2 separate regions of the Homo sapiens genome follow, and region 1 is linked to region 2. A link is an interaction called in ENCODE POLR2A ChIA-PET data of the cell type or tissue named here. Cell type or tissue: PC-3. All regions are shown on one strand. Each heading gives the region's core, and the rest is flanking DNA. Links, peaks and the distances in the headings are about the cores only. Region 1 overlaps RAB22A (RAB22A, member RAS oncogene family). Region 2 overlaps APCDD1L (APC down-regulated 1 like).

Region 1 (15,094 bases), core at 2,474-10,473, 120 kb after region 2:
CAAGCTTGTCTAACCTGCGGCCTGTTATGTGGCCCAGGACAGCTTTGAATGTGGCCCAACACAAATCCATAAACTTTCTTAAAACACTGAGCTGTTTTTGCGATTTTTTTTTTTTAAGCTCATCAGCTATCGTTGGTGTATTTTATATGCAGCCTGAGACAATTCTTCTTCCAATGTGGCCCAGGGAAGCCAAAAGACTGGACGTCCCTGCCATAGATAATAAACAAACAAGCATGGCTATGTTCCATGAAAGCTTTATTTACAAAAACTGGTGGCAGGTTGGATGTGGCCCAAAAATATATGTGTAAATTCTGTCTGCAAATTCTAATAATGGGATCACTTTCGGGTTTGCTTCTACTCATGGAGTCAGGTCTTCTTGTCTCTTCATGTGGATGGTAACTGTGCACTGGCCAGTGTGGATGATGCACTGCAGACTCTGGTTTCTGGGACTGTCTGCCCCAATTCTAGATGATACTAAGCCACTACACTTGTTCTTGATTTTAAACAGGAGAACAATTCCTTACATGACTACTGTGACAATAAATAAGTCTGAGGCTTCCTAGTGTTCTGATCTCTGTAAAAACAGTCATTGGGAGAAACCATATTAAGATGCAGGAATGTACATTTTTAAAGACTGGATGCAATGTCTATTAGACTCTGGTTAGGAAGCTTTTTTTTTTTGAGATGGAGTCTCACTCCATGGCCCAGGCTGGAGTGCAGTGGTGCGATCTCGGCTCACTGCAACCTCCACCTCCCGGGATCAAGTGATTCTCCTGCCTCAGCCTTCCGAGTAGCTGGGACCACAGGTGTGCGCCACCATGCCTGGCTAATTTTTGTATTTTTAGTAGAGATGGGGTTTCACCATGTTGGCCAGGCTGATCTAGAACTCCTGACCTCAGGTGATCCGCCTGCCTTGGCCTCCCAAAGTGCTGGGATTACAGGCGTGAGCCACTATGCCTGGCCAAGAAGCTTTCTTTTATACAATCACACACAGATGGCAAGTATTTGACATGCTCTTACTACAGGTATGGTGTATTTATGAGGTTTTTTAATATATGTGTTGTGTCTGTCTCAATGCTACTGCAGGAGTCTTTGTTACTGAAGGAGATAATTGGTGGAAAAAGGGTGATTTTAAATGCATTCATTCAAGATAGCAAATAATAGGGACAAAATGGTCTCACAAAGACTCTATCTTGAGAAGATAAACTTAAAATTGTAAAATCAAGTTTAATTTTATCTGGTATTTGAAAAACCTTAGGTTTATTATTGCAGCCAGGAGCTAATTTTCTGGATGAACACTGAGTCGAACTTGATTGATAACTTGGCTATGAATTTTCTGATAAAACTACATACTAGCACAATACGATATCCTTCATTTCATGTTTGACTTTCATAGTCTTATCATAAAAATGACAAATTTTTACAAAAATATTTGAGGGCTTCATCAATTTTCCCTAGGCCCCTCTTAACCCTTTGATACACAAACCATTATCTTCTGAAGCACTTATATCATCATCCTGAGCAGTATTTTTCCTCTTCATTTAAGTTAACAAGATCCCTACTGTCAAGGGCTTCACAGGACATTTGAGAAATTCTCCAAAATCACTTTCATTGACTTAATGAAATCACTTTGCAATCAAACGTAGCTGGACCATCAGAAAGACAATCCATCTGTCAAAACTATGTGCAGTACAAGATGTCAAATGGGGAGGTTGGGGAGGATGTCTGAATGGTCAATTCATCAAAAGGGTTTTCATTTTACGACAATTTTGGTTCCATAATAAATGTCATAACTACAAAGAGTAATAAACATACAACAACAGAAATTTATAATTTGAGTCATGCACTACTCACATGGTAAAAGTAGGTAGAGGAGCTGTCCTTATCTGTGCCTAAGTAGGGCTGGCAATCAGTAGACATAAACCTATGGGCATCAATACCATGTGCCAAGGGGCTGAGAGCAGAGATATGAAGGCAGTCCTTGCCCTCAAGGAGCTTACAGTCTAATGAAAGGCAGACAGGTAAGGAAACAGGTGACAATCCCATGGATGACAGCAATCAAAGACTTCAGGATACAAAGGAATACTCCAAAGAGTTTATTTGCTGATTCATCCAACCAACCAATATCTGAACATCAGCTCTAGGTCAGGCACCATGCTAGGCCCTGGGAGTACAGCAGTGAACAAGACACTGTGGTCCCAGCTCTTGGAGTTACAGTCTGATGGGAGATTCTGTCAATGAAGGTAGGTAGACAGGTATCTAAGGACAATTTTTAATGAATGTTCTGAGGAAAATGAGTAAGGGCAGTAATGAAGAACAAAGTTGGGGCCCTGCTTAGATGCAGGGGGTTTAGAGAAAACTCTGAGTGCATCACATTTAACCTGACACTAAAAGACGGGAAAGGAGCCAGCTGGGCTCCAGTGGAGGGAACAGAGAGTTTTGGTGAGAAGGAACAGCGTATCCAGAGGCATGAGGCCAAGGAGTGCTGGAGGCCCTGAGAAGAGAGGAGCCCCGGGGGAGGCCTGGGCAAGTCACGTGGGGCTTGGGAGGTCTCTGTTCAGAGTGTGGCTGTTATGAGAGGTGCAGTGGGAAGTCACTGAAGGATATTAAGCAGGCCAATAACACAGGCTGATTTTTGTTTCCAGAAGATTCCTCTGGGTCCTATGAGGACATGTCATGGACAGAGGGAAAGCAGGGGACCCACGAAAAGGCTAAAGGAGTACTCAGTGAATGGCCAAAGGTGGCTGAGAGCAGGATGCTGGGAGCGGAGATGGAGAAGTGAACCTATTTGCGATACATGTAGAGAATGAAGCTGTCAGGACACCTGGGTGGAGAAGGTGTCCAGCACTGAGGCCAAGGGAGGAACCCAGGGAGGCCTCCAGATATGGGTCTAGAGCAACACGGCAGTGTGGCGATGTGGTTACTTGTCCGAGAGCAGGGATGGCAGGAAAGCCCCCTTTAGGTGACATTGGAGGTTGGTTCTGAAGGCTGAATAGAGTTGTGGAAGGGCATGAGGGTGTGAAACTATGGCATGCTGGAGAACAGCACGCAGTTTGTACTAGAGGACAGACTGGTGGGAGGAGGTGAAAATAGAGCCTGGCTGTGGATGGCACATTCTGGACCTTCAATGCACTGCCCAGGATAAACGGGCAGTCCCTGACCCAGACAGGCTTACAAGACGTGTCTTGTGTGATCCTCCCAGCATTTCAAACAATTTGTGGGTAGCTGTCAGGTGTGTGGCTTTCCTCAGCACTGCGCTTTGGCAACCCTGGACATGTGCTCACGCCCAGCAACAACTGGCTGGAGTGTGTGCTCATCAGGTGGTGCTCCTCTCCTGTCTTCTCCATGCAGGGCATCCTGGTCAGCACCCCTGGCCTGTGGCTTGGCCCCATGAGCATCTCCTGTGCAGCTCTGGGCTGTGTGATGGTGCATCAGGCAGGCTGAAGGCAGGTTTGCATCTCAGAGCAACTACTCCTGTTGCAGAACCAATGAGAAGTGGACAAGCAAGAGGCAGGAAAACCAGCTAAGTACAAAACTTCACAGACTTCTGCTACCATGGTGGCAGAAAGGGAGAGAGGCAAACACCTTTGTGTTATTTTTTTTTTGTGTTCCAGAAAAAAAGAGATGTTATACGCCACTGCATATACCAGGACAGGCTCTGATTCAAAGCATAATGGAATCTATATTACAGCATGATTCTTTATGATGAGGGCTTTGCTGTATCATCAAATATATGTGAGGGGTAACTGAAACTTGGGATTTAGTGGAGGGTACATATATTACTAATAGGAAGGGCCACACGGATTCGTGGCTAACAGGACAGAACCCAGGGCTGTGTCTACAGATATATTCAGGATTCTGGTAAGCGACACACTTCTGAAGGACAGAAGAGGGATGGTTAGCAAAGGTCCAGCTGTCCTAAATGCTCCATTCTAGATGTACAACATGAGCAAAGGAAAAGGAATGGGGAGTGGAAGACGGTAAGCAGAATATCTTAGATGAGTAATGGGACAGAGGCACAACATCCAGTGTTAAAAACAGAAGAAACCAAACAGAGCAAACTTAAGACATTAAACCTGTACAAATGCATGGAGTCTATGTCTAGGACAACAGTAATGGCTTGTTTTGTTTTCCTCCATTTGTCTGTGATGATTCTTGTCAGATTTCATACTACACACACTATCTATGGTGTCTTAGATAAGGCTGTGATGACAGACTATTTTTCCTGATTACTTCTGGTACACTTTTAAGAGCTTAAGATAGCACCATGCATCTATCAGATGTGCTGTTTGGATCGTACTGTTTGAAAACAAAATTAAACGGCAGCTGAATAATGGGGTGGCTGCCAGAGACACCTTGGAAGGGAAATTGGACTTAGTACCCAGAGGAAAGGGGAGGCAGCAGATGTGTCTTAGTACCCAGAGCAAAGGGGAGGAGGCAGATGTGTCTCAGTACCCAGAGGAAAGGGGAGGAAGCAGATGTGTTTGTCCCCATCCCTGCCTTCCCGGCCCTTTCTGATTTGGGTGGGCTTCCCCAAATTCCATTAGACCCCATGCTGCCATGTTCAGGCCCCGCTTCTGGTTCAGGCTCTTCCTTAAGCAGATAACCATTGTGGCCAATTTTGTCATCAGGCATTTATTAAGTATCTATTGCAAGGCACTGTGTTAGCTTATCCTTTTCACTTATATCTCACCCTTCATATGCTGTAAAGTTCCCTCTTTAGCTTTTAAAAGGCAGCGATAAATGAGTTGTGCTTAACTCACCCTTTCTACCACTAATTGCTTTATATATCTTTACTAGAGGAGAGAGCCCCAAATTATACACAGTGCTCTGAGTGGGATTTTATCAGGCCTGTTGGTCAGCATTTACTTTAAGACACTGCAAGGTATAAAAATGCCCTCAGTGCCCATTATCACTTTCTCCATCGGTGGACTCTGTGGCTCTAATTGAAAAGGCAAAGGCAAAGGCTGGCCTACGCAAATGGAAATAAATGTGTCTCCGGTGCACAGAAGAGAAGTGAGTAACGTGAGATGACAGGGATGCTGACAGTTTAGTTGGAACTTTCATTTGGGCCTCAGAAAAACAGAGTAAATTAAAGAGTGACTTACTCGTTCTTGTCCAGCTGTATCCCAGATTAGGAATTTATGTAGCTCATTTTGGTACTGGACAGTCTTGGTCATAAAAGATGCCCTATAAAGAGAGACCTAAATGATCAGAATACAATTATGTAAAGCACGTTTCCAGCCCCAGTCGGAAACATCACTTAGACTCAACCAACGCTCAGTCTCCCAGCACCACGCTGTATCCTAATTGTGTTCCTCTCTGGAGTATTTATGGGATGCTCAGATGCTGAGTGCATATCCTCCGTCAAAATAAAGCATTAGGCACATCTGCCCGACACCAAGAAGGAAGGGTTCTAAGCTCCTTATCAAAAGAATCAAGAGATAGTTTGGCAACACAGACATTAGCCTCCCTTGTAAAACACAAAACCTGTTATTTAAAGAGATGTTATCATGGGAAAATATTCCTAAAAAACTATGTCCAGGAATGTATACACTAGTTAAAAAAAAAACTTTTTAGGATCTGGCTTTGTCCTCCCCCAATTCCCAAACCACATTCCCATGTAAATAGGTGAGTGAGAGCTAGTGTTAACATGCGAATTAATAACATTAAGGTGTTGAACAAGGAGCAGGAAGATGGCTGGAGAAGTAACAGCTGCACCAAGGGGACCCGATTCATCATCAGTGCCCCTGACGACCACCTGCATTTCATCGACAAAACGGGTTTCTCAGCTGAAGTTCAACATCACACCTTGGGGCCTCATCGAGCCCCGGATGGGAGAAGGAATCATGGTTTGCAGGTCACACCGCTCACTTTCAGGGAGCTACTCTGCCCAGGGCACTCTGACGGCAGGGTTCCTATTATTTTGGGGGTTCTACATTTGGAGAATCTTGAGTGAGACCTCAAAATCTGTGTATCCTCTGAAGAGCCATGGTGGCCCAGAAGACACGCCTGGACACTTGGGGGACTCCAGGACACAGGTTCAGGATTCTTGCCCTGGGATTGGGCCCAGCTCCAATACTACCTTCCATTCCCCCCTCACCCAGAGGGCAGCCTCCCAGGAAGTCCTTTGTCTCCCAGTCTTCTCAAAGCATCCCAGTCTGGCCAGTAGAGCCCAAAGATGGGTGTGTCTTCTTTTCTAATGAAAAATAAGACTTCTGGAACCAAGTACGAAGTTATACTTTTTTTTTTTTTTTTTGCCAAATTGTACTCTTGTTTTTTGGCCAAGTTGTACCCAAATCACTCCAATCAGGACATTGAACTCAATGGCTGGCATTTTCAGATATGCTGAGGCCTTGAAATATTTTTCTTGAGATTCAAGTGATAATCTTCAAGAAAAGTGCAAGTTGAATAGACAGGATGACTTTCTGATGAATCATGAGCTTAGACAAGTATCAGAATCCTTAGTTTTAAAACTTCAACTCTGATACAATGAATTCCTGGCAATATTTATATAAATTTATGCCATGGCAAGTAGCCTCCAAAACAGTGACTGTGACTAGGAAGCGAAGGTAAATTAGGAGGCAAGATCATATTTACTGATAGGTACTACTTATTGGATATTTATTTACTGAAAATTTACCCCTTGGTATCCTTAGTAAAGTGCTTTGTACACAGAAGGTACTCATAAATGGTTATTGTATCAAGAACTTTTGGTGACTCACTATGATTAAATCAGGATGTACAACATGGTTTCTCACTTAGGAAATATCTAAGCATTCAAAAAGCATTGTTTATTGTGAAGATTAAATGAGATGATGTATGTGGAAGTGCTCTGTAAATTGTAAAGCACTGTATCTATACAAGGTATTATTATTATTATTTAAAGGCAGCTCCAGGAAATGTTTTAGTTTAGACTTTGCAATTAGTCCTAAAAGCTTGCAACTCAACTCTCCATCAATTATGGTTGTGGTGTTACATTTATGAGTGACAACAGGCATCCAACAGGAGCCTACCAACAGAGCCAACACATCCAACACTTCCATTTTGGCTGCTCAAAGGAAGAAGAAATATATTTCAAGTAGACAAAAAGCTGAGAAAGGTATACACAATAATTATGACAGGATTGGGACTCAATGAAGTTTAACCTACCTGCCAAGCATTTACCTTTAATTAAAACATTACTTATTACTGACTTATTATTGAGTCAGATAAAAGACAAAATGGCAGCTATGATGTAATGAAAGTGCCCTGAAGGATTAAATCTAACTCCCTGTCTGACCCTGGACCACCCTTCTACTCTCCCCTTTCATCACTTTCACCACGCCTCCTTCCTGTCTACCCTGAAGTTTTCTTGTACCTCAAGCTCCCTTCTTGGGTCTAAGTCTCTGCTGTTGGCTTCCAGTCCATTGATCACCAGCATCACTTGCCCACACCACCAGTTCTCTAGCCTCCTTGCCTGTCTTGTCTCAACCACCCAGAAAAGCCCCAACAGCCTCTCCACCTGCTTCCTCTACCCAATGGTTGGGTGGTGGCTTCGCTGGAGGAAAAATTACAAAACTATGTGGACGGCCATGAAGATTCTACGCTTTGTCTGCTGGGCATGCGTCTTAGGCCTTCTTCCATTCCACAGCAATTATCCCACATTCTCTCTCCTCCTTTCCAGTTCTCTACCACTTCCAGCTACCTGTCTCTTCAGGACAACAGCTTGTTTCAGCCTTCTCAGAGAAAACAGGTTATAAGCCCCAAGACTTTCAACCAGCTCCCCAGTCAACACTTTCAACTAGAGAACAGACGAATTTCCACTCATACTTGCTGTGACTTCCATTTTTCTGACTTTTGCTGAGTCAGAGATGTCTTTTCTTTGGCTCATGTGTCAATGCTGCCCTGGTTCATGACCCCAGCACATCCTGCCTTGGCCACTGCAGTCATCAAACTGGTCTCAAGTCTCAAATCTTTTCAATTGTCCCTGTGTCCACCTTCCCACGGACCACTGACTGCTCCTCTTCCTTGGATGCTTTCCCACTGGCTCTCCCCTGGCCAGATGCTCCCCATCGTTTGGGTCTCAGCTTAAATGTTAATGACCATAGACACCTGTGCCATCTACCCCACCAGGCAGCCTCCCACCCAACTCACCACTGCACTTTGTCTTTAGAGCAGCTTTCACAACATCTGAGTAGTTCATTTATGTTTTTTTCTTTTTAAAGTTTGCCTGTTCAATGTCTGACTTACCCATGAGAATTTTAAGTTCTTTGAGTGTAGGGGCCTCGCTGTAACTCTTCCTCTGTAATAGGGGTATCTTCCTCATCTCTCCATCTCCTTGCTATCCTAGAACTCCAACAAAACATTTATCATGTAGCCTACAAGCTAAGTGGCTGTCTGTTATGCCAACAGATCTAGGGTGTCTTGGCCAAGCACTTCCTGAAGCATGAAGTGAGAAGTACTATTGAAATGCAGGTAAAACGTTGAGATTAGAGCAGACCTGGGCTCTGCAACCTTAGCAAGGTGTGTGGCCTTTAGGGTATGTGGGAAGTGGCTCAACTAGTGCAAGGCTGAGTACGCCCAAGCAGTGTCCTTCCTGCCTTCTGCCAAGCCACCAGCTCCAACTCCTTCTAGCCCACAGGCAACCAGCAAAATCCAGGAGTTACAGCAAAGTCACTGTGTCCCTCTCTCACTCAAAGCTCTGGAATTCTGCTAAGAAGTCATATCGCTTTTTGGAAGGAGGGGGTGTCTCTTTCCTGCTCATTCACGTTTGAATCAGGAGTTTTTTCCCAACCCCACGTCACAGCTCAAGTGGCCAACCTTTCTCCCCTCAACCCCACAATGCATTTCTGTTGATTTCTGAGAGGTTAAAATCTTGGCCTATCACATCTGTAAGAACCACTTCCTCCTCAGCATTAGGATTGGATTCTTTTCCGTAGTGGTAACACCTGGATTCAGGGTGAGACATGGGAGGGGGAGGTTGCCTGTGGCGCCTCCCGAGCTCTGGGCTAGCCCCAGGCAGAAGTCCTGCAGGAGCAGGACTCAACAATGGATTCCTTCCTACGGTCAGGTCTTCACCTGTTGAGAACAGCACTTTTCCAAATCTGCTTGATTTTAGTTTAACTACACAATTTAGATACTTCATCACCCTTCCTGCCCAACATGGTGAAAATAGGGCGTTATTTCCACTCTACCCCCACAAATCACCCCAAATTCCAAGATCTCAATCACAGAACGTTATGTCTGCCTTCCACAGAACAGAAACGAAGTCTGCAACTATCCTTTGTCCTTTGTTACTTGCATCCAATTTTGAAGTAGAGCTGTCTGGTTCTTCATTTTATATTTAATCTACACTTGAACCTCAATCCCTGAAATAAATTCATAAATTGGACCCTAATCTTCCAGTGGGACTACTACAATTTTTCCCTCCCGTTGTCACTAGAACTCTAGGATCACTAGGATCACTCCTTTAACGATCAAGTTAAATGATGCAGAGGGTATGATAACTTTAATATCTTGCTTTTTGAAAAACTGGCAATGGCTCCCTGCCATTCAAATGATACATTTTTATTTTCCAGCCTGCCATTTACTTGTCTGATAACCTTATTTTTCACTACTAAACCATCTCTCTTCACTCTGCTTAGGCAGATCTTATTATGTCTTTAATCTAAAATCCATACTAGCATTATTTCCTAAAGCTAGAATGCTTTTCATATACTTCTCCATTTATCATGGCATTCTAAAAATATGACTTTCTTCATGCACACCAAGTAGTCATGAACTTTGGTCAGAGTACGTGCTCTCAATGAAAAAACTTGTTGCAAGGTATTTTAAACATTTCTTTTCTTTAACTGCAGTAGACTTGTTTAGCTCTCCTGGAACATAGGTGTGCTCTGACATTACATTCCAGCACCTCTCTTTACTGCAAACCCTGTTCTTTGCATGGCATATGGGATGGTGTCATCCCCATAATGGCATATAGTGCCTCCCGAGGATGAACAATCCAGCACATTTTACAATTAACAAAGGATTCTCACTTCTCAAAACTAGAAATCTCATGCAAACAACCCTTGGATCTCTGGATTATGTACACTGATGGAAACACCACTGAATACCAAGATTGAGACATAAAAAGACCAAAGGCACATGACATCTAGAAGTTCCTCTAACAGAGGTATCAAGGGACCTTCACAAAGTTGTCTCTGTTAGAATGGTGCAAAGAACTTGATGGGTTCTCAGTGAGGGTTAGCTGAATTTAAGCGCACATTTGGCTTATGTTAGAGTGGCTTCAAGAAGCCGGAAGTCTCAAGTGTATCCATAAATTCAGTGAAGTATTGTGTGCATTCCATAGTCACACACACCTTTAACCTTTTCTTGAATCTCCACCATCTCTTAGGCTAATGAGATCTAAGGATTAACTCTGCATAGTAATCTCTCCCAAGCAGTCGATACCCACTTAAAGCAGAGTGGTGCACAACGGACTGTTCCACAGGTTCATGGTCATCCTAAGCAAATCCTTTATCACCTTCTACATGTTCATCATACAGCCTAAAAACTTTTTGGAAAATATTTAAAATCAAGGAAAAGATTTCTTTAAACAGGCTGGGCACGGTGGCTCAAGCCTGTAATCCCAGCACTTTGAGAGGCTGAGGCGGGCTGATACTTGAGGTCAGGAGTTCAAGACCAGTTTGACCAACATGGTGAAACCTCGTCTCTACTAAAAATACAAAAATTAGCCGGGTGTGATGGCGGGTCCCTGTAATCCTAGCTACTCAGGAGGCTGAGGCAGGAGAATTACTTGAACCCAGGAGATGGAGGATGCAGTGAGCTGAGATTGCGCCATAGCACTCCAGTCTGGGCGACAAGAGCGAGATCCGTCTCAAAAAAAAATAAAAAAAAATAAACAAACATAACTAAATAGCAAAAAGCTTATCCTTTCCTAAACTTGTCAATAATAATTTACATAACATATACCATTTCACATCAAAAACAAAATCAACAATGACAAAACTGTCTTGACTTTATTGTTAGACACTCTTCTAATGATTTCACATGTGACCCAACTGAATCCCTCTACTGTGGGCTCCAGGCTGGGTTTTATTCTTCATCACCATTTTGCAGATGGGACACAGAATAGACAGGGCTGGTGAGAGGTGCAGTTAGGATCCACAGCCAGGCAGTCGAACCTCAAGTCTGTGCTCTGAACTACAGTGCTATTTGTACTGGGCAATCTGTTCACTCCTTCAAACACCTGGACTTCTACCACATGGCAGGAACACCAGGCAGGCAAGGTGAGAAAGAGCCCATCACAGCCCTCAAGTGGCTTACACTGGGGGTACTGGTCAGGTGAATAGATAATTACCAGGTAATTATCCTATGAGGTAAGTGAAGAATGGACAGACTGTGAGCAGGAGAATGGTGATGGCATCCTAGGATCTGCACCTTAACCTCAGAACCTGTGAACAGATTCCCTTAAATGGCAAATGAGACCTGCCCGATGTGATTAAATTGAGGATCTTGTGATGGAGAGAGGACCCTGTATTACTCAGGTGGGACCAAGAGGAGTGAGAGCCAGAAGAGAAGGTGATCTGAACATGGAAATGGAGAAGAGAATGACGGGCCTTGAAGATGAAAGAAGGGGCCACAAGCCAAGGCAGTTGCTAAAAGCTGAAAAAGGTATGGAAATGAATTCTCCCCTCAGAACTTCCAGAAGGACCAGCTCTGTCAATACTTTGACTTTAATCTTGTGAACTGACTTTGGACTTCTCACCTCCAGAACTATAAAAGAGTAAGTGTGTGTTTTTTAAAGCTGCTCAGTTTGCTGTGATGTGTTAAAGCAGCAAGAGGAAACAAATGCATCAGGAAAGCCTTCAGAGAAGAGGTGAAGTATGGGGCTGAGCCAGAAAGTTGAGGGAGAAGATGGGCGAGGACCCCCAGGGGGGTCCCATTCCATGAAGAGCAACGGCAAGAATCAAAGTAGAGAATCATGAATGTCAAGCAGCAGCCTGGCTGCTCTGCAGGGTTAGACTTGGAGGGTGGGGTGGGCAGAGTGCAGTTAGGTGACCACATAGAAGGCTCCAGGCAGGTGAAGGCTGGTAACAAGTGCCTCCTTGGTGTGAGGCCCTGTTCCTTGTAAGCCAGAATCTCCTGGAGGCCAGAGCTCCGCCACCCCATTTATGCTGCTCCATTTGTATTACTAGTGAATATTTCAGAGATATTCTAAAAATATTTTAAAAAAGGTACATTTCTATGTACCATTTGCATTATGTTGCTTCGTTTGAATTACTACTGAATATTTCAAAAAATCACTCTCTTTTTTTAAACTGAGCCTTGCCTAAGCAACAATATTGGTAAAATTTAAAACCTACCAGTTTCATGAACTAGTTTTATTTTTCCCAAGAGACAATAAAATACTTTTTATCCCCCCAGATTCCAGGCAGTATCCTTAAAGTCTCTACTTTTAAGGATCCTCCAGGACAGAAGTAGAGACAGATGATGTAGGCAAAAATTGGGGAACAGTAAGCCCTGTGAGGGCACAGACAAGACGAAGGGAAGTGGGTCAAAAAGAACAGCAAGGCTGACATTTTGGGCTGGATAATTGAAAAAAAACCAGCGGCCGGGCGCCGTGGCTCATACCCGTAATCCCAGCACTTTGGAAGGCCAAGGCGAGTGGATCACTTGAGGTCAGGAGTACGAGACCAGCCTGGCCAACATGGTGAAACCCCATCTCTACTAAAAATACAAAAAAATTAGCTGGGCGTCGTGGTGGGCGCCTATAATTCCAGCTACTCAGGAGGCTGAGGCAGGAGAATCGCTTGAACCCAGGAGGTGGAGGTTGCAGTGAGCTGAGATCGTGCCACTGCACTCCACCCTGGGCGACAGAGCGAGAGACTGTCTCAAAAACAAACAAACAAACAAACAAAGAAAACAAACAGCAAGGAGGGGAAGCAAGCTAAGCGGCCCATGGAAATGATCCTGGACAAAGATAGGATGGGCAGGAAGGGACAAAAGGGACAACTTAAGACTAACATACAAAATCCACAAGGTATCAACTGCGGTGAGGGAAAGGGAGAGTTCTCAGCAAGTCTATGTAGCAGGCTTCTGTCAGTTCAGCCAACTCTGTGTGTGATGAACTATTTCAGTTATTTCCAAACTGTAACTGTATTCTTTAATTTTTAAAATAGGTAATACAGTCATATGTTTCAATATTCAAAACGTACAAAACAAGGATAGACCCAAACATCTCCCACCTTCCTTTTCCAGCCATTGAATTCCTCTCCCTGGAAGTTTGATCTTAGCAGTTTCTTAGACCTCCTTTCAGAAATACATTAGGTTTAGATAAAGCACATGCATATACAGTTTCCCCATATGCTCTTTTATTTTTAAACACAGATGGCAATACATACTACATACCTTTGATTTTTTTTTCTCTATCCTATACCTAGGAGATCATCCAACCTAAGTATATCAAGTTTTCTGAAGATGGCTTTTTTCCTGTATTATATTGAGTACCTGCACCATGATGGATATAATCAGACCCCCACTCATCAACAATGCTGCAAGTGCCAACCTTGGAGAATTTTTAATTGGTTTAGAAATGATGTGAGTTTATCTGTACGACAAAGACCTAGAAGCAGAACTGCTGAGGCAAAGGGAATGAGGTGACGGCATAACAGCATACTAAGAGTGTCCCCATTCCACACAAGCCGTTTCTGACTTCCACTTCAGAGATGAGGGTTAACTGTCCTTGGATTTCAAATAAATGGAATCATAAAATAGGTACTCTATTGTGTCTAGCTTCTTTCATTTAACAATGGTTTTGAAATTCATCTACAGTGTTTTTTTATTGCCAGATGGTATTCAATTGCGTGACTATATCGCACTTTGCCCATTCTTATGTTGAGAGATTTAAGTTGTTTCAAGTTTTTGGCTATAATGAACAAGCCTGCTATAAACATTTTTGTACAAGTGTTTTTATAAACATAAAAAGAGTCTTCCAAAGTAGTTAAACCATTTATACTTTTATTAGAAATTTATGGAGTTCTAGTTATTCCATATTCTTGCCAACATTTGGTTACTCTTTTAATTTTAGCTATTCCCTAAGAACAGGGCATGGATGTCTACTCATACATTTTGATTCAACACTGGACTACAGGGTCTAGCCAATACAATAAGGCCAAAAAAAAAAAAAAAAGTACAAAGTTGGTAAACATAGTAAAATTGTCAGACATTATATTCACAGACATTGTGATATATTTTATATCACGGAGTCCATCAAAAATATTCTTGTGTAACTACTGCTCAGAATAAGACGCATGACATCTCCAATGACCAGAAGGTTTCCTCATGCCCATTTCCAGTTAACTACTGTCCCTATCCCAGGCAAAACATGAAGTCTGTAATTTAAAAAAAAGAAAAAAAAAAGCTCAAAATAAGAAAACTTACAGTCAATATAATTATTTATATGGCAGGTTTAATGTTTCCCATTTTGGTATTTGTTTCTCTGCTCTTCTTTTTCTATCTTCTTTGGATAGATCAAATATGGACGGCAGTATTCAGCTTCTTAAAAAAAAGAATTTTTTTTTTTTTTGAGATGGACTTTCGCTCTTGTCGCCCAGGCTGCAGTACAGTGGTGCCACCTCTGCTTACTGCAATCTCCACCTCCCAGGTTCGAGCGATTCTCATGCCTCAGCCTCCCAAGTAGTTGGGATTACAGGCACCCGCCACCACACCCAGCTAATGTTTTTTTGTGTTTTTAGTAGAGACGCGGTTTCACCATGTTGGCCAGGGTGGTCTCAAACTCCTGACCTCAGGTGATCCACCTGCCTCGGCCTCCCAAAGTGCTGCGATTACAGGTGTGAGCCACTGAGCCTGGCCAAAAAAAAATTTTTTTTTAAAGAAGTGTAATGGCACAATAATGGTTCACAGTAGCCTTGAACTCCTGGGCTCAAGCAATCCTCCCACCTCAGTCTCCCAAGTAGCTAGGACTAAAGGTGTGGCTCATAAAATCCAGCTAATTTTTTCATTCTCTTGTAGAGACAGGGTCTCGCTATGCCACCCAAGCTGGTCTTGAACGTCTGGCCTCCAGCATTCATCCCTTAACTTGGCCTCC
Region 2 (15,094 bases), core at 3,471-11,470:
TCTTTAGCAGCTGAAGGTTTTGGCACTCTCGCCTCTCAGCAGCCCGAGAAAAGATCGTGAACAGTCCCACTCCCGGGCTTCACTTCTCCAGGCCCAGCCAAGCTCATCTAGGGGTCACTCTAGAGGACCTGGAGCTTGTGCTGCAGCGCCTGCTTCCCGTGTCCATCTTCCAGTCACCTTCTGCCCTGAGCCCAATTCCTCCCCCTGGTGTCTGGGCTTAGGGACGGAGCCCTGAAGAAGGGCAGGGCCTGCATTGTTTGGCCTCACACCTCGGCCCGGGCCTCTGCAGCGGCCATGCGCTCTTTCCCTTGCCACACGCTCGCTGAGCACCGAGTAGATAGCAGGTGCCCAGCACCAGGTGAGACCTGAAGCGAGTGGCCTCGAGGGGCCTGCTGTGTGCCGGGAGAGGCCAAGCAGCCCCCAGGGCTCCTTGGTGGAGGGGAGTGGTCTGCTCTAGGGATAGGCTAGGGCCCCACTGTCCCCAGCACCTTGGGTCCTGAGTCCAGAGTGCCCTTTGTCCAGGAGCGTGGGTCCTTCAGCCACCAGCAGGCAGGACTCAGCCACGGCTGATGAGCCCGTGGAAGGTCTGGGCTTCTAAGAGTCTGCTCCACGTGTACAATTCTCAGAGGCCTCCCAGCCCCAGAATCTGGGACAGGCTCCATCTAGGAGGCTTGGATTCTAGGGTGATCACATCTGGGAACCCAGGAGGAGATGCGTCGGGGAGGCTGATTCTAGGATCCTCAATATGGGGAACCCATCACTGTCTCCAGAACTGGGGCACCCTGGGGACGGGGCTGCGATGGAGGTTGCGGGACAGCCCTGCCTGGCTCTCTGTGGCCACAGTGGGGTTGGGAGGGCAGATGGGGTGGGTGTTCCCGGGGCATGCTGGGGTCTTACCCAGGTCTGTCTGCTTTGCAGCCCACACTGCACCGGCGGCTGGGGAGGCCGGGGGCAGCTGCCTGCGCTGGGAACCCCACTGCCAGCAGCCCTTGCCAGATAGAGTGCCCAGCACTGCGATCCTGCCTCCACGCCTTAATGGACCTTGGATCTCCACAGGGTAAGACTTCAGGTCATCCTGACCATGGACCCCTGGACTGGGAGACTTCTGCCTCTGGGACTCGGCATCCAATCTTTGAAATGGGCATAATTCACATAGTTATCCAAGAGGCCTTCTACCTGCCAAGCTGCTGGAGATGCTTGCCTCCCCTCCCAGAGTGCAATGGGAGGCAGGGACTCTGTTGGGCATCACGTCCATGGTCAAAATCCATTCAACACCTTGAACACCTATTATACAAACCTATTACGAGCTAAGTGCCAGGGGTCAGCAGTGGGACATGCGCTCAACATGCGAACACACAAATGAATAATATAAACTTGAGATTGCACTAAGTTCTTCAATGAAGGAAATAAAACCAAAGATGTGATAGCAAGTGACCTGGAGGGTTCTTTAGAGAGTGATCAGGGGAGGCTTCTTGGAGGTGGTGACATCAGCTGAGAGCTAAAAGGAGAGGAATCAGCCATCTAGAGAGCCAGGGAAGAGCCAGGCAGAGGGGGCAGCTGCTGAAGGGCCCTGGGGCGGGAAGTGGCAGGCCAGGGAGAGCCTGGGTGCACCCATCTAATTCTGTCTAACCTGACAGGCTCACTCGACATTTCAGAGGCTCAGTCGCTGCTTTGCGGCCAATGGACTTTGCATTCTCTCCTCATCTGTGGTGCACAAACCCTACAGCAGCCAGCTGAGTCCCACTCCTGGGGCAGGGATCGGGGAAAAGGGAGGCTGTGGCCCCCTTCACACCTGGCATATTCCTCCTTCCCCCGACATCCCCTCCAGGCCAGTCCCATTCTGGGGTCAAGGACTGGCCTCTCCGTGTCCTTCCTGTACCTCCTGAGGTCAGGCAGAAACTCCCGACTGCCAAACATCTGCTAGCGCTTTCGTTGGAGGAAGGGGACATGAGTCCTTCGAGGCCACTTCGAATGCATTTGCAGGCTCAGCCAGGCTGCACACAGCCCCCACGCCCACGGCACAGTCCAGGGGAGATCCAGGCATCCACTCACCAGGGTCACCCAGACAGAACTGGGGTACAGGAAGGGGGGACGCTGGTTGTAGGCTGCTTCTGCCCCAAGACAGTAACATTCTGGAGCAGTTCTTTTAAGAAATTTCTTCTAGAACTTTCTTCCTTGAAAGTTCCCTGCCATGCTCTCCAGACTGACCTTGCTGCTTCTTGGGAGAAGAGTGGGAAAGGCCCCAGAGCCTGGGAACCATCAAGAGGTCCAGTGTGACCTGCTGTGTCCTCCTGGCAAATCTCCCCTCTCCAGGCCTGAGACCCTCAGGGGTGTGGCTCACCCCTCCCTATTTTTAAGTACCTATACTAGTATTTACTTATCATTTTCTGTAAACCAACTTGCTTTTATTTACTAAAATATATTCATTTATTTTTACAGCTTTATTGAGATATAATTGGCATACATTGACAGTGTAATGTGATTATTTTTAAAGAAAACGTAATATTATCCTGGATATGGGGAGCAGAGCCACTTGTCATAAATTAAAGGTAACTGTAAAATTAAATTCCATGAAAACAAAACAACATAAATCCTCTGTAGATCTGTTGCCAACCCGAAGTTCTAAGTTGCTCTCTCTGGGAGAACAGGGAGGTTGGCATTAAAGACACATTAGCTCTGACCAGAGAATTTCCCCTCAACATTATCAAAAAGATGGAAGAAAAGAAAAGGGAATTATTTCCTTGCTGGGTGATAACATGTTTCCTCTGCTCCAACAGCCCTGGTACAAAAAAATATCAAGAAAATGGGCTGGGATCACGCCTGTAATCCCAGCACTTTGGGAGGCCGAGATGGGCAGATTGATTGAGGTCAGGAGTTCAAAATCAGCCTGGCCAACATGACGAAACTCCATCTCTACTAAAAATACAAAAATTGGCCGGGCATGGTGGCACATGCCTGTAATTGCAGCTACTCGGGAGACTGAGGCAGGAGAATTGCTTGAACCCAGGAGGCAGAAGTTGCGGTGAGCCGAGATTGCACCAGTGCATTCCAGCCTGGGTGACAAAGTGAGATTCTGTCTCAAAAAAATAAGAAAGAAAATAGCAGTACAAGAGGGTACCTGGTTAGAGTAAAATCGTGAGGAGGGTGCCTGCTATTTTTCCCCCGACTTCATCCACCGTCCACCCTACCTGCGCCCTCAGTAGGAAGTCCCAGAGGCCTCCTCTGCCCCATCCCCAGGTTGACCGTGAGTCTAGGAGTCATTTCTCTTTCTTCTCCGTCCAACCCCTTCCCCTGGATCTGTTTGTATCACCAGCAAATGGAGTCTGGGGCCAAGTCCAGCCCACTTCCCATTTTTGTAAACAAAGTTTTATTGGCACACAACCATGCCCATCCATGCACGTATCATCTATAGCTGCATTAGCTCTACAATGGCAACTTTGAGTAGTTGCAGCAGAAACCACCCAGCCCACCAAAACAAAAATATTTATTACTCAGCCCTTTACAGAAAAAGTTTGCCGACTCCTGGTTTATATCTTCAAGCCCTGTCACAGGCAAGGATGAGACCTGGTCAGGGCAGTGAGCCTAGAGAAGGGGGAGACAAGACGGGCCTCCATTCACTCAGCAAGGACGCGGGAGGGAGTGGGGCGGGCTCTGGGCCAGGTGCCCAGAGTCCAGCGGGGGAGGAAGCAGGCAGGGCATCCCGGAGCTCCCAGGCCAGCGGGTCCCCAGGTGGTTGCAAAAGGCCCTCCAGCAGGGCAATTCAGATTGAAGGAAAGGAGAATGAACTAGAAGGCTTGTGTCGAGGCCACGAGGCATCCAGTGCAAAGCCCCAGCCCCAAGGGTGCCTGACTGCGAGCAGTGAGGGGAACTGAGGCTGGAGGGGCCCAGGCCTGAGCTGAGGACTAAGAGGAGGGCTGGGGGGGAGAAAGGAGCCCAGCCCAGAGGGGAGAGGGGCTCGCGGCGCGGTGTTCCCTCTGCACCCAGCCCATCTCCTTCCACCCCTGCAGCTGCGAGGTGCGCCCAGGACCGGAGTTCCTGACCCGCGCCTACACCTTCTACCCCAGCCGGCTCTTTCGAGCCCACCAGTTCTACTACGAGGACCCCTTCTGCGGGGAACCTGCCCACTCGCTGCTCGTCAAGGGCAAAGTCCGCCTGCGCCGGGCCTCCTGGGTCACCCGGGGAGCCACCGAGGCCGACTACCACCTGCACAAGGTGGGCATCGTCTTCCACAGCCGCCGGGCCCTGGTCGACGTCACCGGGCGCCTCAACCAGACCCGCGCCGGCCGGGACTGCGCGCGGCGGCTGCCTCCGGCCCGGGCCTGGCTGCCTGGGGCGCTGTACGAGCTGCGGAGCGCCCGGGCTCAGGGGGACTGCCTGGAGGCGCTGGGCCTCACCATGCACGAGCTCAGCCTGGTCCGCGTGCAGCGCCGCCTGCAGCCGCAGCCCCGGGCGTCGCCCCGGCTGGTGGAGGAGCTGTACCTGGGGGACATCCACACCGACCCGGCGGAGAGGCGGCACTACCGGCCCACGGGCTACCAGCGCCCGCTGCAGAGCGCACTGGTGAGTGTGTGTGTTGGGGTGTGGGAGAGGGGGGTGGTGGTCTCGGGGAGGCGAGCTCGGAACCCAGCCCCGCAGCTTTGCAAGACCTGGGCCTGCCCAGGGCTCTGGCTGCCCGGCTGTCATCACTGCCCCTCCCCACTCTGGTCCGCGTGCCTCAGGACATTTGCGCACCCTGTTCACGCAGCTGGAGACATCTTTTTTCAGCCTTTACAAGGCTGGCGGGCCTCTGGTCGGCCTTCCCACGCTAGTCCTCCCCGGCCCCTGTCCTCGTGGGCACTGCAGGATCTCATTTCTGCCCCTGCTGGGCACAGAGGCTTGGTGGGTGTCCCCCTCCCTTAGTTCTCGGCTGAAATATCCGCTCCAGTCCCCATTCTACCGTTCCCCGTTTCCCGCAGGTGACCCTTGCCAGCTCTCAGCCCGCTCTGAAGCTCTGTTGGTGACTTGTTTATTGCCTCTCCCTCTGGCGCTAGGTCCTTCACAAGGGTGGGGCCACAGCGGGCACCTAGCACGGGTCAGGCCGACGATCAGGACCAATAAACGTGGATGGATGAATTAGGGAGAGGGCAGCTTTCCTCCAGGGCGCCGCTGGGGCCGCGCACACCAGCCCAGATGCCACCCCCTCGAAATCTCAGTGCGAGCCTCACACTGACCTAGCCGCACAGCCACTGGGGCGCCACCCTCGCCCACTCCCAAACCAGACGGCGAAGCCACGTGGCCTGGGCTTCTTGTGAGAGGGCCGAAAGGGATCCTTCAGGTCTGGGTGGAGCCCGGGGTTCTGCATTTCCAGCAAGCTGTCCGGGGTGTGGGGAGGCTGCAGGCTAAAGGAAACCACCCTCTCTTTAGCATGTTCCGCCTTGACTCCAACACGAATTTCATTGAAGCTGATTAACCTAGATTTTAGAAGAAGCCATTGCACGCATACCGTCCTAATTTGGGGAGGATCTAGCAGTCCCCCAGCACACTTTTTTTTTTTTTTTTTTGCCAGATGAGCAAACAGGCAGAAAGAAACGTAACTTTACTGTATAATGGCTCCTGGCACATAGCTCAGAGCCTGGCTCCTACAAGGGTGTGGACCTAGGACCTTCCCAGTGTCAGAGACCCCTCTGGTGGCTGGTGAAGCCTAAGGAACCCCCCTCAGAAAATCTGTTTTTAAAAAAAGCATAAGAGAAAATACGTGGGATTTAAATGAAAACCAGTTCTATTAAAACAGTTACCCAAGTTTTAAAACGCTAATTTGTGATATAGAGAAACGATAAATGTGAAATCTTTATTTGCCCTCATTTCAAAGCAGGGACGACTGCAAACCATGTTTCCAGTACCTGCAATGCTGTTAGTGTCATACAAGGTCAGAGGTTCTGCTGACGCTACTGGGGCTCGTTGCCTCCATTTACAATGAGAAGAAATGTTAACTTTTATTAGTGAAAGGTTAGTGAAAATGAAGTTGAGGTTAGCATTCGAGGTGAAAAACTTCTGTACAAGGCACCCAATGCGTATTTCTTGAGTGCACAAACGAGCAGATGGAGGGAGGGTGGATGAATGGGTGTGGATGGATGGATGTGTTCAGCATCCCCATGAAGTCCTCTTGGAGCTCTTAGGCCACCTTCACATCATTCAGCATGTATTTGTTGCCTACCGTGTACTGGACACTCAAGGAACTAAACCAATGAGGCAACTTCTAACCCCTGGTAGTACCCACTTGTTATTGCCCCAATGCGGGAGCACTGTGGATGAGACAGACCAGAAGCCTGCCTTCCTCCCCTTCCCCCACCCCCTCCTCCAAACTGAGGATCTGGATAGCAGAGGAGGAGCACGACACGAAGTTCTCATAATCAGAAAATCAGCCTCAGAGTTCTTTTTATGACCTCAAAATTATTCCCTTTTTGGCAACCAGTGTTCTAGGCTGGTCTGGCGTTAATCCTACTTAGTTCAGAGAAGGCGCTAGCGGTGAGTTGATTACCGGCCACCACCACCTCATTAGGAGGGGAAACTGCTCTGAATGCAGAGAGGACAGATCCCCGGGGGCTGTGGGGGCTGGCAATTTCATGCATCCCCAGGCAGGACTCTGGGGCCATGGCTGTCCCTGCCCTCCCTGCTGCCCGGCCAACCTGGGTGACCAATCCAGCCTGAAATGTGATGGAGAAGCAAAACACATAGAAATGTATGCAGTGATGAACGGTGCCAGATGTACAGACATTACATTAAAGGTCTGCTCACCAATGGCCCGTCTCCTTGGGAGAAAAAAAAAAAAAGAAAGAAAGAAAAGACAGATAATTTCAAAGAAGGAATTGCTGCAGAGAAATCCCCAAGAAATGAATCAGTTGTTGCCTTAAGCTCTCTGGGGCCCACGCCTTGCCCACGACCCAAACCAGATGGTAAACATGAACATTTTTAGAAGTTAATTTAAAACCAATTTGATCCCCAAATTCATTGCCTGGATATAGAATGCTAATCAATCAGCCAACACTGGACCAAAATTATCTGAGCCTGGTGTCACCTCTGGGGGTTAATTAGAAACTGTTTTGTGCTGTTTGAGAAATAACTTTATGTAACAGGCTTAAACGAGTAAGAGTTTGGTTTCTGTACAAGTGTGAATTCTGCTGGCTGGGGGCTTTGTTTATTAACGCATGAGACTTCAGACCTCTGCAGAAAGATGCCCGAAAGATTTCCCATGGAGCCGGGAACCTTGTTTCACCAGCTTCAAAAGCACCACAGAAGGAAATGCTTTTTCTCATCCCTCTTTCACCTTAAAACTTTGCTGCTTCTCAATTTGTTTCTGCTCTGCAGAAAACTGCTCACCCCAGATTACCAACTAGCAGCCCTAAATGTCCTATCTGCAGAGAATATCTTTTGGTTGTCTTTTGTGGTGGGTAAGGACAGCTCTGGGATTATGTTGCTGTAACGCATTATGTCTTCTCAATATATATTAGTGTGACAGCTCAGAATGTAGGTTAAAATGCCAAAATTAGAGTCGACTCTTATCAGCCGGCATCCCAATCACCAACACTCCGGCTAACTATCAAGCTTGCTTGCTCCCATCACAAACATTTTTGCAGCCATTTGCTAGCATTTCAGAGAACCGTCAAGCTCTCTGGGCCCAAATCCCCATAACCAAAGCCAATATGGTCTCCGATATTATATAAATCAAGGAAACTTAAGGTTCATTATAGAAATAAAAAATAACAGCTTATAAAATGTGACGCCCCCCCCCCCCAAAAAAAAACTGTTCTCAATCATCCAGTATTTTCTTTCTAAACCAGAACTTCTAAGTGCCACTCGTCTGGCATGAAACTCACTCAGCAGTGCTGTGTGGAAGTCTTTTGGGATTTTTGCAAGAAAAAATATATTGGAACAAATTTCCCAGCTGGACCCTCAAAATGCCCCCTTCCTGTGGCTGTCCTGCCTGGACTGCAACTCTAAGTTTCCTTCTGGAATGGCCACAGCAGGAGATGTTTGCTTGTTCTCACATCAGCTTTGACAAGTTCCAAGGCCATTTACCTTCCAGAACGGCGCTCTGGCCTACAATCTGGGCGGCAGCTTCTTTTTTAGAAATAAAATAGGAGAAGGAGAAGAAGGAGAAAGAAGAAAGAAGAAATCTGTATCTCATTCCTTTTTAGCGTCTGCTGAGCTTTTTCACTCCAAAATGCAGACTACTCCCACACAATTTGCTTTAGCATCTGTTTCCTGTTAACGTGTTTTACGGTAAACCCAGCTCACGAGAGTTTGTAAGGCAGAGACAACTGTAAATAAGGGCAAAGACAGAGGAAAACCAACTCATAGCCTGGGACAAGGGAGGGTGTGGTGGCACCTGAAGACCCGAGTGTGGCCGGTTTTCCCTATAACAAATAACACGACAATGAACATCTTTGAGTCCCAGCTCTTTACGAGATTTCAACTATCTCCTTCGCGCAGACTTAAGCAATGGGCTTCCAAAGACATAATTTTTTTTTTTTTTTTTTTTTTTTGTGAGATGGAGTCTTGCTCTGTCACCCAGGCTGGAGTGCAGTGGCACAATCTCGGCTCACTGCAGCCTCTGCCTCCCTGATTCAAGCAATTGTCCTACATCAGTCTCCTGAGTAGCTAGTATCACAGGCATATACCACCACACCTGGCTAATTTTTGTATTTTTTGTAGAGATGGCATTTCACCATGTCGGCCAGGATGGTCTTGATCTCCTGACCTCATGATCTATCCACCTGGGCCTCTCAAAGTGCTGGGATTACAGGCATGAGGCACTGCACCTGGCCAATTTTTTTTTTTTTTTTGAGATGGTGTCTCGCTCTGTCCCCCAGGCCAGAGTACAATGGTGTGATCTCAGCTCACTGCAACTTCCACCTCCCAGGTTCAAGCAATTCTCCTACCTCAGCCTCCTGAGTAGCTGGGAATACAGGCATGTGCCACCACACCAGGCTAATTTTTGTATTTCTAGTAGAGATGAGTTTTCACCGTGTTGGCCAGGCTGGTCTTGAATTCCTGACCTCAAGTGATCTGCCCACCTCAGCCTCCCAAAGAGCTGGGATTACAGGTGTGAGCCACTGTGCCCGGCTCAGACATATTTTGATGGCTTTTGATCCTTGTTGCCATATCCACTTTCCATGGGGTAGGTAGAGCAAATGATGCGCACCTTCCACTGTGAGATTTCTAAAGACAAAAATCCTCTATTCTCCACCTGTAGGGAAGATGTAACCTGCTATGAGCACATGAGAGGGGGAGCTCAGACAGCCGGGTGTAAGCCAGGCTGCATTTCAGCTGGTCTCTGCCACTTCCAGGCTGGACAACCTGGGCAGCCCAGCCGGCCCTCTGGGTCTCAGCTCCCTCAGCTATAACATGTACCAGTTGCCCAGGAAGTGCTTAGCATAGTTCTTGGCACTTCTGAAACACCTAGAAGAGTGAGCTAGAAAAAGATCAACTTTCACGGTCAAATTCCAGGACCAAGCAGACTGGGCATGAGCAAGGACAAGTTCTCTCAGGTCCCAAGACGAAGGCCACCTATGCTTCCATTCATTTCTCATTTATTCATGCAACAAATATGTGCTTGCTGTGAGCCAAGCCCTGTGCGGTGGGGATGGGGTAGCCGCAGAGACAGTCCCGGCTTTCTAGGGCTTTTTAGTACTGTAAGGCACGATGCATTCCAGTTTGATGAGGGGTGAGGGGTAGAGAGAGGAGAGTCTCAGGGGGTGGAATGAGGAAGATAAAAGAGGGTGGTGTGACAGCCCTGAGGCCCACCTTACATGGGGCATTCGGGAAAGCTCTCTCTGGTGCCCAGCTGAGACCTAAGAGGTAAGAAGGAGCTGGCGGGGAATTCCAGGTGGAAGAGACAGCAGGAGACCCAAGGCCCGGGGGATACAGGGGCTGACCTCCATCAAGGAGGCCATCCTGGCTGAAGCAAGGAGGTCGTCCTGACTGAAGGCAGGGAGTGAGGAGAGAGAGGAGGGAGGGACAGGCCGCACCTCACCCTGCCTTGACACCCCTACAGAGCTGGGGTTCCTTTCCAGGCTGCACCCCAACTTCTCTATGTGGGACAACCACCGTTTTTCTGTTTGTCTTTTGCCAGCACCACGTGCAGCCGTGCCCAGCCTGTGGCCTCATTGCCCGCTCCGATGTGCACCACCCGCCCGTGCTGCCGCCCCCTCTGGCCCTGCCCCTGCACCTGGGCGGCTGGTGGGTCAGCTCGGGGTGCGAGGTGCGCCCAGCAGTCCTGTTCCTCACCCGGCTCTTCACTTTCCACGGGCACAGCCGCTCCTGGGAAGGGTATTACCACCACTTCTCAGACCCAGCCTGCCGGCAGCCCACCTTCACCGTGTATGCCGCCGGCCGCTACACCAGGGGCACGCCATCCACCAGGGTCCGCGGCGGCACCGAGCTGGTGTTTGAGGTCACACGGGCCCATGTGACCCCCATGGACCAGGTCACCACGGCCATGCTCAACTTCTCTGAGCCAAGCAGCTGTGGGGGTGCGGGGGCCTGGTCCATGGGCACTGAGCGGGATGTCACAGCCACCAACGGCTGCCTACCGCTGGGCATCCGGCTCCCGCATGTGGAGTACGAGCTTTTCAAGATGGAACAAGACCCCCTCGGGCAAAGCCTGCTCTTCATCGGACAAAGGCCCACCGATGGCTCAAGTCCCGATACCCCAGAGAAACGTCCCACCTCCTACCAAGCACCCCTGGTGCTCTGTCATGGGGAGGCCCCCGACTTCTCCAGGCCACCGCAGCACAGGCCATCGCTGCAGAAGCACCCCAGCACAGGGGGTCTTCACATAGCCCCCTTCCCACTTCTGCCCCTAGTTCTAGGGCTGGCCTTCCTCCACTGGCTATGACATTGGACTTGACATCAGGATGGCGGCTCTGGACACCCATTCAACCCTTCAGACTCCCTCCTGGCAGCTGTAGGGAAGGAACCATTCTCCTCTGCTCTGTCATGGATGGATGCACAGCCCCACTGCTTCCAAACTCTGCCTGTGTCCCATGTGGCTCAGGACATGAGCTTAACCCCTGCAAAGCCTATACCACATCCCACAGCCCGGGTCCCCAGTCAAGCACTTGGATGCGGCAGTGATGTTCATCGCTACGTGAGTTTCTAAAGATCACTCCCAATTTTTCTACTTTCCTCATCCTTGGCAGCTCGCCAACAGGTGCAGTCAGGGGGCCACACGGAACACCCCCATCCCATGTTCCCCCCAGTTCTTCCCATCCTGACCCTTGGGATTCCAAGATGGGAGCAAGAGGAGATCCTGAGGCTCTGCCTAGGGACGAGGCCTACAGTTCTGCCATGTCTGTAGGTTGTTGTTTAAAGATTATTAATTCGAATTTAGCAATACGATCTCTAAGTGGTGCCATGAATTAAAGATGCCACTTCGGGCTTTCAGTGCTTCTCAGCTTTTGGGCAAAGGGCTTGTGTCTTCAGGGGCAGCTCAGCTTTCCTGAGTCCTGACTGCTGGCATTCGTCTGCATTTGCCTGTGCTTCTGCGAGTCGGACCTCAAGCTGCCAACACTGCATGTGGATAAATCCAGTTTTCCCGGGCCAGCATGCAAAATGAAGAGGACTCCATCTAAGCTGAGAAGCATGGCCTCCCCAGAGCAGCCTGCGGCCTCCAAGCCTTCCTGGCCCAGGCAAATGCCAGTGTGCACCAGGCTGGCTGCTGGGGGCAGGTCTTTGGAGGGGAGCAGCATTTCCAGCCTTCTGAACATAGTTAATAGTAATGACAGCCGTAACACTAACGCGCTCTGCAATTCGCCCTGCCCAGCCATCCTCGGTTGCCAAGATTGCCTGTGCCTGCCTGACAAAGGAAGAGAATCTCCGAATGTGTATCTTTGGGCCCACCCTAGGGAGAGGTCGGGGTCACCAGGCTACATGGCGACATCTAGGCAGCTCCGCCTTGCCCAGCCTCCTTGCCATAATCCTAATATATTGGTGTCCTCTGCTCAGAGGGGACTGTCATCATGGTGGGAACAGGCTGTGCCTCCCCAGGGACTCTGCCCATGTTCCCAGGGCCTCATCTGTACACTGTGAAATTAACTGGCATCCTGGTGGGCCCAAGGGTTTTCAGGACTGGGGGCCAATGACTCACCCCCTCCTTCCTCCTCCTGATCCCTATCTCTAGCTCTTATCACAGATTTTGAACAATTGTCTGTGAGGTTAATGATGGTTTCAGAGGGAAGCCCTTTTCCTCCCTGAGACTGTGTGGGGTTCAGTCAGCCTGCTGAAATTGCTTCCACTTATTACCCATCCTTCCTCTTAAAAAAAAAAAAAGCCCACCAAGTTAGTATTCTCTGTAGCTCTCAGACAGCTACAAGTGTTCCTGGCATATTTACCAAAGTACAAGAAATCATTACATTATTTACGGTCTCAGACTACATCAGGGTTGGGGGAGCTCCTGGTGGGGATGGCAGTGGGTGTCGATGATATGTCCACGGCTGAGCAGGTCTTGTATCCGAAGCTTGAAGTAACCATGCCACCATTTATCATCAAATTTGAACCTTTTAATAAAATTAAACAGCCTGAAAAATGTTCTTGCTGGTTATTAAAGTCAACCAAGGGAATTACAGTTCTAAAGAAAGGAAGTGGAGTGTCTTCCAGAGAATGTGTGAAAGAGAATAAAACCAGTGGAGGTAAACCCCAGCTCTCTCAGTTCTGCTTTCATGCCACTGCCTGTCCTGCTGAAAACCCCCCAGGGGCTTCCACTGCACTCAGAATAAAAGCCCGACTTCTGGCTCGCTGTTGCCTGCAAGGCTCAGCCACGCCTCCACATGCCCCGGCCACACTGGCCTTCTCTCTGTTTCTTGATCACAGGAGCTCTTGCTGCCTTGGGGCCTTTGCACAAGCCCTGATTTCCGCCTAGCCTCTCTTCCCCCAGACCTTCAGAAGTTGAGCACTTTCTTTTCAATCAAGTCTCAGACCAGATGTTGTCTCCTGAAGATGTCACCATTCGCATCCCAAAGAGCAGCCCCATTTCCCTGGTCCTTCTGTCAGTCCACTGCATCACAGTTGTATGTTCTTTGTCATGAAAACTGATCACTGGCGGAAATGACCTTATTTGCCTAGAATGTAAGCTCCAACGAAAAAGACTCGGCTCTGACTCGCTTCCTGCGATCTTTCCGGAAGGGTCCAGTGTGCCTGGTGCATGGTAGAAAGAACTTCAATAAATATGTGACTCAGTAAATGTTGGTTATCCCTGTTAAGCCTCACACTGAGACCCGTGAACGGATCACCTCCATCTACCAGATTCAGCGACCCTCGAGAGGCCCAGCTGAGTCAGTGAGAGGTGTGTGAGTCTCTGCGTCTTGCGCGCGAGGACACTAAGGCACAGAGAGAAGGGGCTGGGCTCCAGAGCCTGAGATCCGGGCCTCTGTATCACAGCCCACGGGCTTGGGGTGTCCTCCTCACTCTTGGAGGGAATAGGATTCCTTGATTTTATTTGGGGAAGGCAATTTAGTGTTGCTTCGTGGGATGCCATCCCTAATGAGAAGGAGTGTGTTGAGCAGGACAGCAGCTTCCTGGATCCCCTCAGTTGGACTTAGTTGCTCTCTGCTCGCTGGGGCTTGTTAGTTTGGGGGCAGGTGATGCTGCTCGGAGCTACGAAGGCTGAAGAAAGGGCAACCATCCCTTTTCTCCCAGGCAGAAGGTCAGGGCTTCCAAGACTCTGGGCTGATAAAGGAAGGGGTCATTTCAGAGGCTGAGGGGCTGAGACTGTCTGGTACAGGGCCAGAGGCCCATGGGCACCAAGCCTTCCTTCCAGCCCTTTGCTCCCGCCCCTTAAGTCTCTGCCCTTCACATAAAACGTGAGAGCGCTCTCATCTACAGACGGGGAGGAAAGCCTAGAGTCCTATTTCCAGATAAAATTAATGTTCTCCATTGCATGTTCAGTCACGTTGAAAGGTGGGGGGTGGGTGGGAAGCCCATGCAGTTGATAATTTCATTGTGCAACTCCCAGGAGAGCAAATGAGCTTTTTTTCTTTAATAAAAAGTTGAAATTGTATACAGCTCTCAGAGGTCCATTAACTAACAGATGCTGGTTATCAAAAGAAGCTCTTTGCCTTTCACTAAGCGCATGCTTTTAATCTCCCAGCGGTGCTACCGGGCTGAACAGCAGTGTGTGGCTTGGTGACGCAGGCCCACCAGCACGTGGCCCTGGTCTGTGCATCCTCTCCTGGGGGCACAGGTGACTCAGACACGAGGGACTGGAGCTTTCTGACGCAGAATGTAGCACTGCATCAGGGCCTGGTCAGGGCTGATTCATACCCATTAGCATCGCAGACCGGAGACAAGCAGGGAAGAGCTGTTCCCACTTCAAGAGGGGACTTGAACAGTAGCGTGCAGCCTCCAGTCCGCTCCTGATGGTTCTGAGACTGAAAGCCTGCTCCTTCTCACACACACAACCCCGCTTAAATGGATGTCAGCATGAGCACAAATGACCTGTCGACATTCCCTAAAACCACCCTTCCAAGCTTCCAGACAGACCCTCCTCCTGCCCACCTGACACCTCTACCTTCCATTTCGGCCACAGTGGCCTCCTTGCTCTCCTGCAGTCCCATGGAACCCAGTCCCTCTCAAGGTCTTGGCTCCAGTTCTCCCTCACCTGGAAGGCTCTGCCCACCTCACCCCTGACCACCCCAAAGATAGCGCCCACCACAGCGCAGTGACTTCATCACAGCATTTGTCAGTGGCCGAAATCTGAAAAAAATCCCGTTTGTTGGTTTTCACCTATTGTTAGCCCCTCTCCTCTAGAATGAGTTCCTTGCCAGCAGGGTCCTTGTCTGTCTTGTTCTCTGTGGATCCCCAGTGTTAGAATGGTGCCGGGCACATAGTAGGAGGTCAATAAATACCAGTTAAAAGAATACATGTTCCAAGACCTGATTGGAGACTCCGAATTCAAGCAGCAAGATGACACCCACACACTATACTGGCCTGGAATTTCGATGTTGCTGACTTTTTTTCTAATCAGATGAGCAGAGCAGAACCCAGGCCTGTGAACTTGAGGACATCTGTTTTCTAGTAGCCAGGATATATCTAGAAAGGCATTGAAGACCACTGCTCT

What was found. Peaks named below come from ENCODE experiments on the same cell type or tissue, not always from the same donor. Only the 100,000 strongest peaks of a DNase experiment are listed, where the experiment ranks them.
Region 1: POLR2A ChIA-PET joins it to region 2 with 25 read pairs; 3 of 35 experiments call an interaction of 5 or more read pairs at or near these places.

The regions. Positions count from the first base shown.
Region 1 is chr20:58,333,814-58,348,907 of GRCh38, reverse strand. It overlaps RAB22A (RAB22A, member RAS oncogene family), which reads right to left. Exons shown (of 7, transcript NM_020673.3): 3 at 5,109-5,190. Among named protein-coding and RNA genes, the nearest start is that of RAB22A, 32 kb to the right of the region's middle. In PC-3, for the core only: no CTCF peak of the experiment used is centred there; DNase peaks (open chromatin) are centred at 3,967 and 6,597; H3K4me3 peaks cover 715 bases; H3K27ac peaks cover 3,269 bases.
Region 2 is chr20:58,456,572-58,471,665 of GRCh38, reverse strand. APCDD1L (APC down-regulated 1 like) reads left to right here. Exons shown (of 4, transcript NM_153360.3): 2 at 919-1,057; 3 at 4,008-4,560; 4 at 10,112-12,565. The coding sequence ends at 10,876. Among named protein-coding and RNA genes, the nearest start is that of APCDD1L-DT, 51 kb to the left of the region's middle. RefSeq lists a silencer at 10,657-10,845 and enhancers at 12,632-12,741, 12,872-13,011. In PC-3, for the core only: no CTCF peak of the experiment used is centred there; no DNase peak of the experiment used is centred there.